Linked DNA regions of Mus musculus: regions 1, 2 and 4 are each linked to region 3. The links are chromatin loops, found by intact Hi-C in ENCODE. Cell type or tissue: left cerebral cortex. All regions are shown on one strand. Links, peaks and the distances in the headings refer to the core of each region. The heading gives the core; the rest is flanking DNA. Region 1 has its middle 39 kb from the start of Gm36852. Region 2 has its middle 24 kb from the start of Gm36852. Region 3 has its middle 5.5 kb from the start of Gm36585. Region 4 holds the start of Gm41454 (a long non-coding RNA gene).

What was found. Peaks named below come from ENCODE experiments on the same cell type or tissue, not always from the same donor. Only the 100,000 strongest peaks of a DNase experiment are listed, where the experiment ranks them.
Region 1: a loop joins it to region 3, with 3.0 times the contacts of the local background. A loop is called at or near these places in 7 of 42 quality-filtered maps.
Region 2: it touches region 3 in a loop (3.0-fold over the local background); 7 of 42 quality-filtered maps call a loop at or near these places.
Region 4: it touches region 3 in a loop (2.4-fold over the local background); 2 of 42 quality-filtered maps call a loop at or near these places.

What each region holds. Positions count from the first base shown.
Region 1 is chr16:39,315,196-39,320,154 of GRCm38, forward strand. No RefSeq gene overlaps it. Among named protein-coding and RNA genes, the nearest start is that of Gm36852, 39 kb to the left of the region's middle. In left cerebral cortex, for the core only: a CTCF peak has its summit at 2,164; a DNase peak (open chromatin) is centred at 2,181; H3K27ac peaks cover 259 bases.
Region 2 is chr16:39,300,587-39,305,545 of GRCm38, forward strand. No RefSeq gene overlaps it. Among named protein-coding and RNA genes, the nearest start is that of Gm36852, 24 kb to the left of the region's middle. In left cerebral cortex, for the core only: no CTCF peak of the experiment used is centred there; DNase peaks (open chromatin) are centred at 2,649 and 3,029; H3K27ac peaks cover 361 bases.
Region 3 is chr16:39,107,997-39,112,912 of GRCm38, forward strand. No RefSeq gene overlaps it. Among named protein-coding and RNA genes, the nearest start is that of Gm36585, 5.5 kb to the right of the region's middle. In left cerebral cortex, for the core only: CTCF peaks have their summits at 1,542 (motif pointing right) and 1,747; DNase peaks (open chromatin) are centred at 1,541 and 1,802; H3K4me3 peaks cover 558 bases; H3K27ac peaks cover 353 bases.
Region 4 is chr16:39,361,706-39,366,664 of GRCm38, forward strand. Gm41454 (a long non-coding RNA gene) reads left to right here and starts at 2,227. Exons shown (of 4, transcript XR_001782023.2): 1 at 2,227-2,361. In left cerebral cortex, for the core only: a CTCF peak has its summit at 2,148 (motif pointing left); a DNase peak (open chromatin) is centred at 2,174.

The DNA.
Region 1 (4,959 bases), core at 428-4,427, 210 kb after region 3:
TTCCTTTGTTTACTCTTTTTTCAAAATTAGATATTTTCTTTATTTACATTTCAAATGCTGTCCCCTTTCCTAGTTTCCCCTCTGAAAATCCCCTATCTTCTCCCCATGCCCCTGCTCCCCAACCCACCTACTCCTGCTTCCTGGCCCTGGAATTCCCCTACATTGGGGCATAGAGCCTTCACAGGACCAAGGGCCTCTCCTCTCATTGATGACCGACTAGGTCATCCTCTGTAACATATGCAGCTAGAGCCATGAATCCCACCATATGTTTACTTCGATTGGTGGTTTAGTTTTAAAGTCACTGTTATTTTGTGCTTTATGGCAAAGACTGTAACTCTTACTAGCTTATGACATCACAGGAAGGTGGACGGAGGGAGATTCCAAAGCCCTGACCTTCAGTCCTCTCAAAGGTTCATGATTGTGAACTATGCTATGTCAACTATGCTATGTATGTGTTGGAAGGAGAAAATAACCTATCTATACCAGTTGCTCATGTCCTTAGTGTGAATATCCTTAGTGCCTTGATTTCAGATGGTAACTATAATGCCACCAGAGTACATCTGAGAAGCAGATAACATTATGAGTGGCTTTTCAAACCTGCTCTGGTTGGCTTCAGCCGAGCACTGCTCACAGCTCATAGCCTGTACTCACTCACCAATCATATTGAGATCATATTGGAAGTGGGTACTCCAGCTCTAGATGATCTCTACACTTGACTCTACATGGAGCAGAAGGTTGCCTTTCCCTCTAAACCCTGTCCAGATTCTAAGCTTATGAGCAAAATAAATGCTGTGTGTGTGTGTGTGTGTGTGTGTGTGTGTGTGTGTGTGTGTGTGTGTGTGTGTTTGAGCACACATACCCATGGAGACCAGAGGCATTGACTACCTCTGCAGCTGGGGTTGCAGGCAGTTGTGCGCCTCCCTATAATTATGCATGCTGGGAACTGAACTCAGGTCTTCAGAACGAGCAGCACGTGCTCTTAAGTGCTGAGCCATCTCTGTAGGCTCCTTGTTCCTTTATTTTTATTACAACAATATTTGTTTGGGTTGGGTATAGTTGGACATGCCTGTAATGTCAGCTCTTGTGAGGCAGAGGAGGGAAGATCAGGTCAGGGCTTGCCTTAGAGGTCAGCATGGTATACCAGAGACCCACCCTGTCTTAAAAAGCAGAACAAAGCAAAAGTACTTAGCTAAAGTAGCAAGAATATCTCTCTGTATTTTTTGTTGTATATATGCTTCTTGTGGTCTAATGATTGTTGAATGAATTAATGAACTAATGTTGACCATTGATGGCTCTCTGGGAAAAAATGTTCTCTGATCATTTCCTGTGGCCCTTTGTGACTTATACAGTTCCAAGTGAGAAGGAAGTGGAGTTCCTACAAAGGGTTCCTCTGTGGTTATGTTCTGGGTCTGGTGACAGTGTCATTGAATTCACAACTGTGTAATCCCTGAAGACTGGAAGGGTATTCCTTCACACGAGCTCAGCTTCCTGGCGGGCAGCTCTTTGGACAAAACCACCTCCTATAGACTTTGGGCTAGTATCTTGTCCAGGGCGCACTGGGGGGATAAAAACATCCCAAAAGAATCAGTGTCAAGAACGGAAACTTAAAGATCTCATTTCTGCTTTGTCTCTCATAGATGTACATGCAGTAAAGGTGGCAGTGCAGTGGTAAAAATAGCAGGGTTATTATGCTCAAATCTAATGCATTTAATGTAACAATAGATTACTCCATTGTCATGAAATGAAGGGAAGGTAGGAGGATCTAATTCTATCTCCACATTCCTTAATAAGTACCTCATTGTCAGGGAAATCACTTACCCTGTTCAATCCAAATAAAAAGGACGAATATACAGCTGCACCTACGTGTGTGAGAGCAGGTAGGGTCCGGAAGGACTTCCAGCTCTGGCTCTGGGTTAAAGGGCATTCAGGGAGGAGGTCGGTGATGGACTGCTGCTTGCTCTGAGATGAAGTGCTTCTCTGTGTGGAGTCGGGGAGGTAGTGTTTTGGCGAGATGGAATTGACAAATGCTTCACTTTATCCACCTCCTCACACCCCCATGAACGTGTGATTTTGTGGCAGGCTTTGGAGATGAGATTTTCTACTGTATAGGCTTCTTGTCAGGATGAATGAAGACCCTGTTAGCGAGAGCGTATTCTCCGGTGGCCTGTAGGCGGCGCTTTTGCTCTAGATTGAACCACTTGCAGGCTGAAGGCAGTTGCTGCTGCCTGCTGCTCTGGCTGATAGTCTGCTCTGGGCATGGCAGAGTGCAGTCCTGTGAAATCTGTACTCAGGGACACCTAATCGAAGAGCCAGCCACAGCGCCTCTTGTGCCAAATCAACAAATCCTCAGTATCTGCTAATCAGCCATTAATGTTCTATTGATAGGCAGAGCCAAAACACATTCAGAGGGATGGGTCCATGGATTTAAGCTGCTGCTCAAGTTTATAGCTTAAAAATTGTTCTTTCTTCTGCTTTAATTTTCCCTTGAAATTCCCAGAGTAAGATGATCAGTTTAAGGAACTTAACAATCATTAGAGGCTATGAGTTTGTTGAGAGGTTGAAAAGGAGTAGGGTTTTTTTTTTTTTGACATTTATACAAATTTCATTGTTTTGAAAGATAAAATCATGATTTAAACACTCTTTTCATTCTATGGAATAGACCATAAACTGTTCAAAATAGTAACTGCTATCCATGTATGATTATTTAAGAAATACATATTTAAAAGTCCTTGAGTCACTTTTGCACTTTCATGTTTTAAAAGCTCAATGGCACTCTGTTGCTGTGCTGGTGAGTGTAGCTGTGAGCATGGTTGCTCTCACAGAAGATCTAGACATAAATGGTAAAGAAGAAGAGGAGGAGGAGAGGTTGAATATACAAGGTTCAGAGTTTAGGCAAAGAGAGAGAGAGAGAGAGAGAGAGAGAGAGAGAGAGAGAGAGAGAGAGAGAGAGAGAATGAGAGAGAGACACACACAAAGATACAGAGAGACACTGGGAGACAGAGACACACAGAGACAGAGAAAGACAGACAGGCAGAGACACACAGAGACACAGAGAGACACACTCAGAGAGAGACACACAGGGAGAGGCAGAGACACAGAGAGACAGACACACACAAAGAGATAGACACAGAGAGAAAAAAAGAGAAAGATACAGAGAGACAGAGAGAGAAACACAGAGAGACACAGAGAGGCAGAGACACACAGAGAGAGGCAGAGGCACAGACAGACAGATACACAGAGAGACAGACACAGAGAGGCAGAGACACACAGAGAGAGGCAGAGGCACAGACAGACAGATACACAGAGAGACAGACACAGAGAGAGAGACAGGCAGACAGATACACACAGAGAGAATGAGTCTAGGCTATATTTAGATTGCCTTTATGTAAGCATAGGGCTCTATGATTCTATACACAAAGACTTTTTACTGACCTTCTATATTTTTGCAACAACAAGCAAAAGTATCTGTCAGCTCTTAGTACTTTCCATATTGTCAAGGTGAAAATGAGCTGACACTTTTTATCTTGATTCATAGACAACAGTTTGTCTATACTTAATCAGTCAATACCATCTCAGTTTGTCAGAAAGGTAGGAAGCCTTCTGGGGGTCTACTTCATTTACACAGGATGATCAGTTTGACTTATGCTCTCAGAGCTAACACATCACCATGGTGCTATATGAGTATATTGGAAGGGTCTTGAAACCAGATCTGACTAGAGGATAGGTTTGAAAATAACCTGAGTTGGACCAATGTTCATGTCGTATTAGAACAGCCACTCTGTGTAGCAATTCTAACTGCCCTGTCCACGGCTCTTCTTGCTTGTTAACCAATAGTTCTTTGACCACTGAATACATCTGCTGCCTTGTGATCTTCTGTTTGGTGACTAGTGAGAAGTAGGGACTTGTTATGATGTTGTAGTCTTCAAATTACTTCTTTGAGCTCTGAAGTACTGCAGGGTGGTTTATGAGATTGGAGGCTGTGGTTGCTCCCAGCCTTAGCTTTCTTTGTAGTGTTCTCTCACTGAAGTACATATGACAGGTAAGGCCAATGGACCTGAACTTTCCAGCGTTTACCTCCTTCCTCTTAGCATCCAGCCCACAGTTTTATCACGCTACCCATTTGATTTTATTATTATTTTCCTGGCATGATTAGGCACTGCATAATTGGTTCATGAAAGACTCTCCCGTCACCCGATTCTGTTATGCAAGGCAGGATACAGGCTTATTAATTTACAGCCGAAGAAAAACTTGGCCCGAGACCGTGAGTTCACGCCAAAAAGATGCTTGACAGTTCTGAAAGTTTCTTGGTGAATATAGAGTCAGAGCTGGGCATGCTCAAGGGACTGTCCTGTCAAGTCATGGCAGCTTGATGAATCGTCTCTCTCTTCCCAAGAGATGCTTCTGTCCGAAGATCCGGAACATTCCCTGTCTGAGAACCCTCATGCCTGAGTGGATCCAGTAGAAAGGTAAACCCCGTTCACAGTCTCACTGCTGGGCTGGCCCTTGCCACTTGAGTTTTGTGGTCACTCCAGTTTATCCCTTTAGCATCCCTTTGTAGCAGACTCTACTTGACAAGTTTACAGATTACTTTTAATTAATTATAGTTTAGGTTGGCTACCTCCTACTGACATTTAGGGAAGCATTATAAGCTCATTTCATAGCACGTCTCCAAATCTACCTGGAGAATCCATTTCTTCCGGGCAAGCCTGTGTTTGTATTGACAGATCTTTCTTAATTCACCTGTTCACTCAGTCATTCAGTATTATTCTTCTTGGTGGACACCAACAGCAACAGTGAAATTATAGATAAAAGTAAACCTCTTTCTGGTTTTGTAGAGTTCACACTCTGCAGGGTCAGCGTCAGGAGCTATTATTTTCAGTCATAAGTCACAAAGAGAGATAGACAAGTGGTTTGAGGCGTGCAGGAATGGGTTATGTGCTTGAAGCTTCATTTGCTATG
Region 2 (4,959 bases), core at 596-4,595, 190 kb after region 3:
CTCTCTCTCTCTCTCTCTCTCACACACACACACACACACACACACGCCTATATTTTGTGCATCACGTAGCACTGCTTTGGCATTGATCTGACAAGGATGACTAGGGAATGAATAAAGGACAGACACACAGACACATGTACAACAAAGCTGCGATTGGGTGGGTGGGTGTTCTTGGTCAGGTGGAGATGCATCTGTTTCATAACCAGAAAACTCAGTGTATTTATTTTGTACATCTTAAACAAGGAGGCTGCGTTATTGTGCGCAGATGAATAAGGAGGCAGGTTAGGAGGCCTCTGGCTCACAGCAGTCTTAGGCAGTAGTCACCCTGAAGGAGAGAGCTATAGCTGATGATATTTGTACACAATGATTAGCCGTTTGTAAATAATCATGCTTGGATCAGAGGAAGGCTTTGCTATGTCTCTGAGCCTTGTCAGCACAGGGCTTTGTCACTTCTATGGGTCTTAAGAAGTTTTTTTCTTCAGCGTGACTGTGCCTATATCAGCAACACACATTCTCCATGGACTTCATCTGCTCCTTACCCATTCATGTTGGACTTTATCCACCGCCCCTTTTCTCCACTAACTCCCCACTCTTACTCACGGAGACAGGAACTTCTGTGTTCCATGCTGGCCATGAACTGGGTGTGTGGTTGAGGTTGACCTTGGCCTCCTGATTCTCCTACCTCAGCCTCCAAAGGCTGAGACGATAGGTGTATCCTCCCTCATCTGGTTTGTGTAGTGCTGCTTATCAATCGCAGGGCTTTCATGCTTGCTAGACAAGCACACTATCAGCAAAGCCACATTCCCAGCCCTCTGTTTGTATTAGTCAGACTTCACTCTGGGGGTGCTCTGTGGGTAGGTAAAAATTCTGTGATTATCAAATAGGAAATGAATGTTGGAAGACAGTCATGTTCCTTTTACAGAAAGGTGTATTGCACATCACAGGTATTAGTTTATATATTATTTTAGAATTCCAGGACATATAGCTGCATCACATAGTTCTAGGATGATGATGACCCTTTCTATTTTGAGAGAGGTATGTAATTGTTGACCTCTCAGCCCTTTTGCTGCCCCTCCCCCTTTCTATTTGTTGTTGGCTTTTGCTTTGGCTCCAGGGTTTCACACCATTAACCAGATAGGATCTGCCTAGTCCCTATTAATATGTAGAGAATGGCAGAGAACATCCTTACTTTAATAAATACATTTACTTTAATAAGATTATTGGTTGCCATGGGCTAGGCAAATAAAGGTCTATCTCTCTGACCTCCAGGGCCAGACTGCCCATGGTATTTGCAAGGAAATATGACAATAAAGATTATGGAATCTCTGTGTTTGCAGTCCTGATGAAAATGCTGGTTCCTGGTCTGAGGCACAGGTTGATGCTGGGCCGCTTGGAAGGGGTTCAGCACTCATAGTCACCAAGGTTTCTGAGCACCTTTCCTTTCTGCTTACACTTGGCCTTTCTTGAGCAATTCCTTTTCTGTATACACCTGTCGCCCCACACAGCTTCCTACCATACAATGGATATTTCCAAAATCCCAACTTTCCTTCTAAATGCGGTAACCCCAGAGTTTCTTTCTCTAGCTCCTTCAAAGGGACCTGACGGGCCTTTCATTGAGCACTTTGTTAAGGAATCAGCTCTCCCCTTCCCACTTGGCAGGCTGATTCTCTTCTCATAAATTATTGCACTAAAGCTTTGAAGAAAAAGCCATTCCTTTAATGCTATATAAGGTATACTTATAGCTCCTTTAAAAGGTCCCCAGTTTAACAGATTTGTGTGAATTCACGTGCTTTGTATAGGTCTCTTTCCCAGATGACTATCATGCTACACGTTGGGAAAGCCTGTGGAACTGTGGGTGAGACTAACTATAGTATGGAGAGTATTCTGTTTTTGAGCCTTGGCATGTTTGACAGCTGTGCATCCAGGTCAGGTCGCATACCTGTTCTGAGTCCTACCTATTCAATCATTTTCCTAAGATCTATCTTACATGGTTACCATGAAGTTGGAAATAATCCACATAAACCACTTAGGGTAATGACCAGGATTAAGCAGCTCACTAAAGTCTGCGGTTGTTAGTGATCTGGTCCTCCTCGATATAATGTCACAACTCCCCCCCTGCCCCCTTTATACACTGTCCTACTTTCAGGAATGTTATGTATTATGAGTTAAAAGTCCTGTTCTCTCCCTTCCTTCTCTTCTGGACTTCTCTTTTCTCCTCTTCCTGTTCTAATCTGTCTTCTGTTGTCTCACTCCCAATGCATAATGCTTCTGTTAATTGACCCCATCAGGCTTAGTGGTTCCCTTTTCAGCACATTCCCTTTGGTTTTGATACATTAGGACTCAGTAACAGAATATCAGACACTGTGCATGCCCAGCCATCCTCTCACTCCCATCAACTCTGATTGACAGTTTTCCTGTCAGAGCTTCCTAGTGTAAGGTTAAGCCCGGGGAAGCCAGGCTTGGGGTTTTTAGGGGGTGTTGACAATAGGCTGTTGACAAGATCAGATCTTGAGCCTCTTGCACTCTCCTGCTTCTGGTTTCTTTGCCTTGGGGGAGGGGAAAGCAACCAGCAAGTCAAGGCAATAGATGGAGCAGGGTAGGTGTGTAAAGAGTGAGAGCCCAGGCTCTGCTGAGTCCTGTTGCTAGGCAACAGCATGCAGGGAGCAGACCCATGCATATGCCTGCTAGCATCCTGTTGTCTTAGCAACAGAACATTTGGATGGAGGGCTGGGGAGGAGGGGAACTGGGTTCAAAATATTCAAAGTTCTCAGGATCCTAGAGAACCTCTTACTCTGAACCTCATCTGTTCATTTTCTTAATCTTCTCCTATTCACTGAGACTGTTTTTTTTATAAGTTTTCTTCTTTTTTCTTTAGTTCGCCACCCAACGTTTGTATGAGGTTTTTTCCTCAGAGCTTCATATTATCCCAGTCACATTGCGACTCATTAGAGCCCATCCACCTCTGAGTCCGCTGGTGCTTCTCATGGCAGGGCCTATTCTGCAGAATTTTAAAAATGATCCCTTGCTTCAAGTGCATCCCCATGGGACTGAAATTAAATGCTCACTTGAGTGGAAATTTAAATTCCAGTGTTCTGGTATGTGAAACGATGCTGAGTCGTTATCCTCAGGGCCAGGGCTGTCGCTGGTGAGCTTTTCAGTTGGCTACAAAGGCTGTGGGGAAAGAAAAGGGGTGGGTGAGGATGGCTTCCCCTTTCCGATTGCACCCTGCCATGATCAGGGTGAGTACATTTTGTCCTGTTTGTTCACTGATCCTGCAAACCTCACTGTTCTCCCTTCCAATGCTGGAGCCATTTCTTCTTCATTTCTGAGTTCCTCATCTCTGCCATAGATCCTGGAGGATGATAGTTCAATTCATTTGGTTGGCCTGAGAACTCATACAGTGTCAAATTCTTTGAAACCAGATGGATATTTTATATTAGCTACTGTTTTTTTTTTCATACCTAGCTCAAAGCCTGTGCTCTTTCATCAATAGACTATCATTTTTTTAAAAAGTATATACTTTATGTGCTAATCACACGCACACATAGACGTGTGTGTGTGTGTGTGTGTGTGTGTGTGTGTGTGTGATTCGCTGTATGTTCACCACATGTGTGTGGTGTTGAAGGAGGCCAGAAGAGGGCATCTCATTCCCTGGAGCTGTTGTTACAGGCTACTGTGAGCTGCCCAGTGTGGACTGTGGGGAACAAAGCAGGGTCCTCTGCAAAAACCAGCAAGCACTCCTAACTGCTGAGCCAACCCCCAGTTCATTGGTTAGACTGACTTGTTGCTGAGCCCACTTTCTATCTTTGACACCCTGTGCTGGTAATTATGTCCCTGATGTTTCTCCCACCATCTTTACCCCCTGTCCAACTTCTTATGGTGAAAGTCTTGTGTTATTTTTTCTACCTGTAATCTCCTAGGTAGAGAGCTACCTACCTTGAGACCTACCTTTATTTTGTATTGCTATACCAAGTATCCAATACTGATATGACACTGATACTGATATGATACTGATGCTGATGCGGATACCGGGTAATTTAATGAGCTACTACTGGCTAAGAACTATAAAATTACCATGTGTCAATGGCCTTCTTGCTCAGGTTTACAGAACAAGAGTAAACAGGCCTACCCTTTATCTCATCTTTACATAGCATTGCTAATCCATTCAGGATGGCAGTCTCCTCACCTTCTTAATACCTGTGAACAGGGTCTACCTCCCAGTGCTGTTGCATCGAGGATTACCTTTCCAAACTATGAGTTTCAGGGTCATGTTTAAACACCAGCACTCTATAGTGCTCAGCCCAGGGTCTGAATCCCTGCCTTCAGCCTCTGCTGCTGATTTCTTCAGTATCTCCTTTGTCACAGTTTGTTTCACTGCTACACTGTTTCGGTAGCAATAGAAGTAATCTATTTAAATGAAAAACCTTAAATCAGTATCAAAATAAATTTTGTATCAAAGTGAGAAATGACAACTTTTAACTTTTTATTAGCTATAAAGATTTTTTTTTAACCAATTAAGATTATGGCTACACAGTCAATTGTGTCATAGGACCTCTGTGAGGCCAGAAATGTCTCACATTCCTGTAACTCTAAGGATTCATGGTACCCTCCTAGGGAAGTGCTTCCTTTTAAATCTTGCTCTACTGCAGCTAATCCTCCTATTTGTGGGGAGTCTGACAGGGCCAGGGTCATTCCCAATCTTGTATTAAATTACCCATTTACCCACACTTCATTTATATAACCTTTGATGTGGACCTCACACTCTCTAAGAACAAAACAAAACTTTTTTCTGTATTTTGATGATGGTGCTTTCAATAAGAAATATCCCTGGCAGGCAACATCATTTGAATATTTGGTCCCCAGGTGGTGGCACTGTTTCGGAAGATTTAAGAGGTATGGTCTTCCTGGAGTAATTATATCACAGGGGTGGGGTCGGCTTTGAGAGCCCAAAGTCTTACT
Region 3 (4,916 bases), core at 1-4,000:
GGACCAAACAGGAGAAAAAGACTATCGACTTTTAGACACAATATTTAAATTATTTGATTCTGATTTTAGTAATATATTTTCCTTAAATGCGTCATTAAATGTTAAACCAAAGGGTTTTTGTAAATAGCTGTATAATTGTCTGAAATGTTCCTCTTCTTCCTGTAAGGGATTTTTTTAAGGCTAATTTTTTTACAAAGAGAGTTTAGAGTAACTTGTTGAGCACCAATCTTCCCTCAAAACAATCTGGTAAGGTTAGAAATGTAAAGAAAAATTAGGATGCTTTATTCATAGGTTTGATGAGCTGATATTTTAGATTAACACGGTTGGTATTGAAAAAACATGTGGCCCTTCAAAAGTCCCATAATGTCCTGCAGAAATAAGAAACTGCATGAGCCCTCTCCCAAGTGGGACAGGTGAACATTTTTGTCTTTGACACAGGTCTGAGAAATAGTGGCTACACCACAGGCCTACAGGAAGATTGCATATAGGACTATTTTCTGCTATGTGGGGCTCCTTGTCCAGGTTCTAACAGAGGGATGAAAATAACACCTCTGGAGTTTGATGGACGGAAACACATGTAGGAAATAACAAACGAACTGCAGATAAACTGGGATGAAACGGTCTGTTCAGGATGACACTCACACCCGTGTGGTGAGGCCTTTCTGACAGAGATGCCTGGCTTCAGAGCTAGGTTGACTCTGAAATCCTTCTGTGATGGATGAACACGTGGACACCACGTGATGTTGACCTGAGGTCCAACCAGCTAGGGCCATCTGGCTCCTCACATGCGCGCGTCAGTTGCCATGGTTCTCTCTACTTTGAGCTTGTGGGAAGTACATTTTTTTGCTGAGAAACTAGGTCTTTAGGAGTCATGTCAGGGAGTCTTGATTTTCGTTCTTTGGCTTCTCCTAATTTCTGTCTTCACTGTCCCTGGAGTTCTTGGGAAGGCTTAATAATAATGCGTTGTTATCCAGAGAAATGTCACAAATGAACTTCAGTTTTCTTTTCTTTTCTTTTCTTTTCTTTTCTTTTCTTTTCTTTTCTTTTCTTTTCTTTTCTTTTCTTTTCTTTTCTTTTCTTTTCTTTTCTTTTCTTTTCTTTTCTTTTCTTTCCTTTCCTTTCCTTTCCTTTCCTTTCCTTTCCTTTCCTTTCCTTTCCTTTCCTTTCCTTTCCTTTTCTTTTCTTTTCTTTTCTTTTCTTTTCTTTTCTTTTCTTTTCTTTTCTCTTTTCCTGTCTGTAGAATGGGATAAATTGTCTGCTTAGTTCTTGGTGTGTTTTGATAGTAAAATAGAAATTACATGTACGGAAGTGGCCAACAAATACGAGATATGATATTACGATATTAAGTTTGAGCAAGCATAGCTTTCTTTTGTAATTTGATTGTTTTGGGTGAAATAAGGCTAAGGTCCCCTGAAAGCATACTCTTTGTCCAAAATGGCTATTGTCCTGTAGTGAATGAAATTCTGAGCCTGGTGATTTGTGGCCAATCTTGTTTTTGCTTCCTGCCCAGGCAAGGTTTAGTACCTGAGATCACATGTGTATTCTTTCGTGTCACCACAAGGTGGTGCTGGTGTATCCAGTAAGACGCTTCACCCATCCAAAAAAAAAAAAAAAAAAAAAAAAACCCTCTCCATTTCAACCTTAATTTATGATCAGGATTTACAACTCGTTGTTATAACGTTGCCTTTTCTAAGCTATCAATTCTCTGTTTCGTTTTTAAAAATTCTCTTCCTGTAAAATTACTCTCTCCTCTTTTTCTGAGGATTAAGTTTGCTTTGTGACAAATCCGCGTCTTCACTGTGGAGTAATTGACTCCATGTCTGGGGGAGGGGGCGAGGAAGGAGCCGCTCAATTCTGCCCTTTCTTTACTCGTTTCTCTCAGGTCCCACCCTTGGGCTTATTGGCGGCCCAGCGCTGTCAGGGTCGGTTTTAGATATGTTTTAATGAACGGTCAAATGGGAGGGGGGGTTTTCTCTATTGCTAATACAATGTTTTAGGCGCCTCTGTGTGTGAGTGTGTTCATGCTACAGGACCTTTTTGAGCCTCCGTTTATCATCTGTAATGTGATAATAATGGTCAAAGCGGTCTCTGGATTGCTACCAAAGTAAAGGTGATGATATATATATACATATATATATATATATGTATATATATATATATATATATTCACATCTGTAAAATAGAAAGATAATAGCTGCTTCAGGACTGTAGGCTAAGCAAACAAGAGAAAACACACATAATTTGCAGCATAGTCTGAATGCTGTGTGAATGCGAGTAATTATTGTCATTGTCACCCAGGAGGTCTTAGAGTGTGCATGGGGCCGGGGTCAGGCTGGAGAACTTGGCACTGTAGAATGGCAGAGAGCAGCTTCCTAGAGGTTAAGAACGGATGACAGAAAGAGGAAGGAGCAGAAAGAGAGTTGAGGCAGGTGGAGAAATTGCTTGATCTCACCTGTAATGGCGGGCCTTCATCCGAAGTGGTGGGCTTTGTCTTTGCCTTATCCCCCTTTGTCACCACTTCACTCTGTGGAAGTGTAAACTCTCCATATTCACACTAGCCACCTCAGTATGTGGGTTCTACAACAGAGTTTGAATGGAAGGCAGGGGATCCAGTTTCCTTCCAGGAAACCTTGTCCAGGAGTTTCAGCAGGCTAGAGTCATAGAGTCAGCCACTCAGAAACCAGAGGACAGCAAACACACAGACTTGGAAGCAAAAATCCCTCATTGATGGTGGTCATTTTCTGATTTGATGGTTCTTTAAAATTTTAATAGCAACTTTTTTTTTTTATTTGTGTCAGACTAGCTTCTTAGATTTAAATGAATGTACAAGATGTGGCTGATAGTATATGGGTTCTGGATGTTAGTATTAAAACAGAGGTTATTAGGAATTTAATTGTGGGTATGCACGTGTGTGCATCGTTCGTGCATGCACACACATGTGTGTGTATGGTGTGTACATGTGCTTTAAATGAAAGAACTCATGATCTGGGAATGCTGGATTGGACAAAATATATTGGCTTATCAATTTCAGCTATAAAAGTAAGAAGCAAAGGCTCTCTGTCTCTGTCTCTTGCTGTCCCTTTCTCTCCCCCCTCTCTCCCTCTCTCTATTTCTTACACGCACACACAGACACATTCTATACACCCTAGTTCCAGTTTAAAATATAGGACAATTATTTGTCCCAGTGGAGTTGAAAATGGAACAAACATTAAAAATATGGGTCATTCCTAACCGTGTTTGGGATACCTAGTAATTTTGCCCTTGAGGGGACATGAACATTATTTTCTAGGGCAGCAATAAGCCAGGTCTCTCTTTAAGAACCCTAATGGGGAAAATATGTTGCAAAGCATGAATAAATATAAGACATGGGGGGTTGGGAGTGAAGCAGATAACAGAACGGGAGAGGAGGCAGGAGGCAGAGAGTGGGGGAGGCAGAGAAAATCAGGACATTTTTACATTGTTAGGAGTGAACCCATTACATTCACCAAATACATTATGTGCTCAACACACACCAGCTGTGTGTTCAGGTGAGTGGTAGATGTAAGCTGAGAAGCTAGCTGTCTGAGTTAGGGTTTTACTGCTGTGAGCAGACACCATGACCAAGGCAAGTCTTATAAAGGACAACATTTAATTGGGGCTGGCTTACAGGTTCAGAGGTTCAGTCCATTATCATCAAGGTGGGAGCATGGCAGCATCCAGGCAGGCATGGCGCAGGAGGAGCTGAAGGCTCCTCATCTTCATCTGAAGGCTGCTTGTGGAAGACTGACTTCCAGGCAGCTAGAGTGAAGAGGGTCTTAAGCCCACACCCACAGAGACATACCTATTCCTACAAGGCCACACCTCCAAATAGTGCCACTCCCTGGGCCAAGCATATACAAACCATGACACTAGGCATGAGGTTACCATAGCTGGGATGGCAGGTTTGCTCCTGGATGACTCTGTGACCAAGTTGATTTCAATTCCCTCAAATGTCAACTGGGGTTAGTGGTATCCATCTTTGTACAGTTGTAGCTACATCAAGTAAGAAACAGTGTGTGTGTGTGTGTGTGTGTGTGTTCAGAGACGTGAGATCCACACTATGGAAAGAGCATCCAGAACTTGCCATTCAGGTAGCCTAGGAAACTTTTCTTTCCCTAGCTACTTCTGCTTTGCTTTCTCACTCAGGATATACCTTGGAGCCCGGGCAGGGTGACAGCCTTCTGAATTATAAGGAGGCATCCTGTGGAAAATGTGCTGGTTAGGTCAATCAAGTTGGAGGTGCATGCCTGCTCCATCCTTCTGGACCCCCCCCCCCACACACCCTTTTTTGTTTAAGCATCTATGAGTAGCTTTGTGGTGTCCTTTGCAGACACTCCTTGACATCATCCACTGTGTCTCCACGTGCAGCAGGCCTCCAAAGACTGGATCCTCAGTCTCCCCTCAGCTAACTTTGAAGACAAAAGCCAACACTACATGGGACAAAGGCCGAGTGTGGGACTGTTACCTACCTGAAGTCAAGGCATACTGTGCTTGAAAGAACCCCGGAGTTATTGGGCCTAATAAGAGATTGAAACGAACAGGCTTCATTGTGAACATTTTGAAATTGTTTTTGGAGAAGCGTGCTCTGTTTTTAAAAATCAGTGTGTACTATGTTGGTGTCTGGTGCCCTGGAACCATTTTTTTCCCTCTGTTTAAAAAGATCTGTGATTTATTCAGTCTTCTCTAGGAATCATATGTGCTTCTTATGTGCTATTTATCCCTGATTTTGCCATGAGAAGAGAGCAGCATCATGGTACTCATGCAAACTAGTCACCGAGTTCTACTCTGACTGGATTTTGCTACATGTTTTCTTTCTTTTAAAATACAAATTGGTGATTACTACAAGGGGGAAGGAATAGCAGTGACTAACTTTGGTTGTTGTGTTAGAGTTATTTTAT
Region 4 (4,959 bases), core at 584-4,583, 250 kb after region 3:
ATTCTAAATAGATTTAAATGTACATATTCTTTGCTGAAAACTCTATTTAGTTTCTGTTCCTCTCCAAATCAACTCATCCTGTTTACTTGACACTGCAACATCAAAAGGATTAATCACTTCTTACAGAAGAAATGAGTTTAATTAGTTAAATATCAATCCATGGATTTAGCAAAATGACTAATCCAATACATTTATCTTAACAAACAAGATAATTTGATGTGGTCTAGTTATTTTAGTGACTAGTTATTATAGTTGATCAAATGTTCTTCATCTTCTGTGATATGATTGGATGGTTGTCATTAACCTTCAAGTGCCCTTAGCAGTGCCTCTCATTGCTTACTGAGGATGCTGTAAGAGAACTGAAAAGATACCCTAGGCTTATTTCTGTACCGTAGGAAATCTCTCTTCTGTATCTCCTCTTTCCCTGATACTTTCTTATGTTGGCCTGATTTTCTCCTGCTGGTTTACTCTCACAGAACTAGAATTCTCCCTCCCCATATGGCATGTTTTGTAGCATAATCAAGCACACTGGCTTTCTATTTCAAAGGCACTTACATGATACAAATAAGCCAAACAATTATGAGACACAGTCAATAAAACAGAATTACCACACATTTTAGGATGTAAGGATGACAAGTTAGTGGCTGGCTTTATTAGGAGACTTTAAAGAAAAGAAAACCACAGGAATTACAGCTCAAGCAATTTTTAAAACAAATGCTATCAACCTTAGATGAAAGTTTTGCTGCTAAAATGCCTCAAGACGAAATCCAGGGCGAAATCTCTTGGGACACTTGAGAATAAAATGCAAATTTGCAGGACAGAGGAAATAGTAACCAGGCAATAAATAATGCACAATCTTCAGATCAGGAAAATTAAATACTTCTCGTCATGGAATGAAACTCTACGTCATGTGTTTCTTAATCCAAAAATGCAAAATCTGTGGTTGGGAGATGGCTCAGTGGGTGAATGCTGCCAAGCCTCATAATTTGAGTTTAATCCCCAGGACCTACATGGTAGAAGGAGAAAACCATCTCCAAGATGTATTTTGACTTTCCTACATGTACCATGGAACATGCTTCAGAGTCTGAAGTATTATGAGGTCATGTTGCAATGTGGACTCTTTCAGATTTTTTTTTCTTCATATGGAGACTGTGATGGCAATTCAACTCACCTGCATTTGGAATCACCTGGGAGAGACACTTCTGGGTCTGTCTGCAAGGGTATTTTTCAGACAGGCTTAACGAGGAGGGAATATGCTCCATGGGGTTGGGTGGCACCATTCTGTGGGCTGGGCACCCAAGCTGAATACAAAAGAGAAAAATAAATTAGCATCAATATGCATCCATTTCTTACCTTCTGTGATGGACTCTGTCCTCTCAAACTATGAGCCAAAACAGCTCCTTTTACTTGGAACTTGCTTGTTAGGAAATTTGCCCCAACAACTAGAAAATAAACTAGTGCAGAGGCTAAAAGAGTTTAAATAAGTTAGTACACACACACACACACACATCCATATATATATATATATATGGCAGGCAAATCATAGCCTGTGTACATAAATAATAGTACTGAACCAAACTACTGCTTGCTTTAAAACTGAGCATTCTAAGTAGTAAAAAAACTAATAAAGATGTGAAGAGAGACTCACTGTTTTCATGATCAGGGAAGTTGTACAAATTAAGAGCACAGTGAGGTATACTAAATGCCCAAAGTACATGAGAGTATTCACATCAAATTTATTAATAACATACAAAGCCAGAGATCATCAATTACCCTTCTATAACTGAATACTTAAAGAGACCACGGCACAGGATCAAAGCTCATCTATACACAATATGATGAGTCACAAGTGGAATCTTCCCCAGAGGAGAGCGTACAATATTATACTTAGATGAAATTCTACACTAGGTAAGGCTGATCTATGAAGCTTTTAAGTCTACAATTCAGGTGGTTTCTAGGGAGACATGCTTGCCTTTTTATTTATCTGGTGAGGAATATTAAGGAAATTTCTGGAAGATGGTTTTGTATGTATCTTCATACTATCTAAAACAGTGACTATGGAGTGAGGACAATCCCTTCCACTTATTGTTTGTTTGTTTTTGTTGTTGTTGTTTTTAAAACATTAGAACAGCGTGTGTGGTGCTACTGACATCTAGTGGGTAGAGGGTATGGACACTGTTGAATATTTACAATGCTCATGGTCATCTCTCACAACAGGAACAGCAACCACAACAATGACAGTAGCAGCTGCAGCAGCAGCAGCAGCAGCAACAGCAACAACAACAACAACAACAACAACAACGTTCAAGGTAATAACAGAGTATAAATTAAAGACTCTGAGTCAGATTTACACAGACACAGGTAAGTCTCAAATCTTACTACATTGCATGCAATAAGTAGAGTTTTGGCTTTCACTATGTGTCACTAAATACTGGTCCTACTTAACCGTATGCATGCTGCACTAGATGAATATGTAAGGAGTGTGCAAATGTTTCCAACCTTTACCCCAAAGCATTGAAGGATAACATTGGTTGATTTATTGATAGTGGCATGAATAAATGCAATGGAATAAGTACACTAAAATGTTAATTACACAGTCTCCACAGAGCATAGATATTCAGCACTCAATTCTTTCAACATTTCTGTGAGTTTGAAATTTTTTCATAATGAAATGTTGTTATGCGTTACTGCTTCCTTTAATTCACCCATGAAATTTAGCTTTATCAGCATTCCTGCCTGTTATCCAAATATATTTTGAATTCAGTCATTTTTTTTTCTTCTGACAGGCATCAGCCCAGGCTAAGTTGCCAAGAATTCTCCCAAGTAGACCACTGCAGAGGTAGTCCTGTTCCTGTTCTTTCTTCTTTCTCTAATCCTTTTTAGACCTTTCCTTTTAAGCAGTTATTTGAAACTGAGCTGGTGTTTAATGATACCAGATTAAACCCTCCTAAACTATAGCCCATTGTTTTCAAAGTTTAGTCAGGCTGTCTTATCATGTCTTAGGAGGGTCTACTGCATCTGACACTTGCCTGATTCTTGAGTTCTTCTCTAATGTCTCTGACTATGATATTCTATGTAGACACTCTGGCCAACACATTTCCTAAACACATTAAAGTTTTCAGAATCTCGTTTTTCTGCCTGTATCCTCTTCATGGGATGTTCAAGATCAAAGTTCTTTTCTGCAGGTTTCACCGAGCATGCTACTTTCTTTCCTTTCTCTTTTGTCAGTCTAAAGGAAGCTATTCTCTTCCAGATTCTTTCAAATAATTTTTCTTCAGTGTTAGTACTTATCTATTGGGCATGATGGTTAATTTTCCTCGCTGTCTTCACTATATTTAGAATCATTCGTGAAGCACCTCAGTGTGTACGCTTCTGAAGGTATTTCCAGAAAGAGTTTAATGAACAGGCAAGACTACCCTAAGTGTGGGTGGCATCATTTCTTGAATTAAGGCTTGAATGGAACAGAAAAGATAAAGCCATTCGTGTTTGTTATGGCTCCCTTCCTATGATGGTCTGAATTTCTGAAACAGTGAACAAGGCAAACCTTTCCTCCAGAGTTCTTTATGTCACATATTCTGTCATGGTGACAAGAAAACTAATTAGGATAGTGTTCTATTTAGTCTTTAAACTGTAAGGAGGCAGAGACCTTATCTGTTTTGTTCATTTTTATTACACAAGGTCCCAAATAGTGTCTAGTATTTGAAATAAAAATATTTTAATGGTACATTATTTGTAAGATGATAGACTTTTCACCCTCAATGTTAGAGGAGGGACCATGGACTAGAATAATAGTTGAGAATCACACTCTCTCACTGACAATCAAAAATCCAATGAGATTAAGAAAGAAACAACAGTATGTGATAATATAGTTGGTGCTTTGGCCATCACAATCCTGGATTACAATGAACATCACAATTTTTCAACATTTGTTCTACAAAAGGATAATTCATTACCTATGCATCGTGGTTTCTGAATAAAGAAATCTATAGATATTAAAAGTTAATAGTAGATGGATATTAATTGACACAGAGAAAGACTAATATATTTAAGACAAAAAACAAGCTTCAAAATACAGTCAATATTATCCTCAAACTACTCAACACCCTGAAAAATGCTGTTCATGTCTTAGCAATACTTTTCTTGATTGTTAATGAATCATTTTCCTTGCCCTAAACCCCAAGGAGAGGTAACATTGGTCACTCTTGAATTGTAAGAGATAGGTTGTTTTGGATGAGACCCATATATAAAAATGTGTTGAAGTAGGTAGTAGTTAATAGGATAATCACTGAATGTTAACTGTCTATAGCAAGTGAAGTGTGCTAAGGATAATGTGAAATTGGCCCAGCAGGAGATCATACTATATTCAGTATTTATGTTATAACCATCAATTATAACAAACCATACTGGAGTATTCTGAAAGACTTTAATTCCAGCAGGTCTCTGATCTGACTCCTATGATACAATGAGAGAACTGGACGGCACAATCTGAAAGCAACAGGGAGAGAGTAAACTGTTACCTGAGTGCTCCTAAGTTTTCCCTCCTTTGCTTTAATATCTAAATTACAATAATCAGAGGATCCCTCCTGTGTGACTGCAAGAATCCAATTCTGTGCCCAGTTATGTCTGAGTCTTGCAGGAGGAATAGTATATTAGTTTCCCGAGGCTGTCATAGCAAGGGACCACAAACTGTGTGGCTTAAAGCAATAGGTTTATTGCTTTACAATTCTGGAGTCAGGATGTCCAAATTCAAGATGTTGTCCACGTTGGTTCCTTCTGAGTGCTGTGAGGCAATCTTCTGTTCGTTCTTCTCTGCTAGCTTCTTTGGTCCTCCTTAACTTATATATGACTTTCTCCCCGTGTCTCCACATCATTTTCCCTCTATGCTGTTTATGTCCGTGTCCAGATTCTTTTCTGGCTATAAGAACACCACTTGTATGTTACTTTTCTCATTGATGTGAC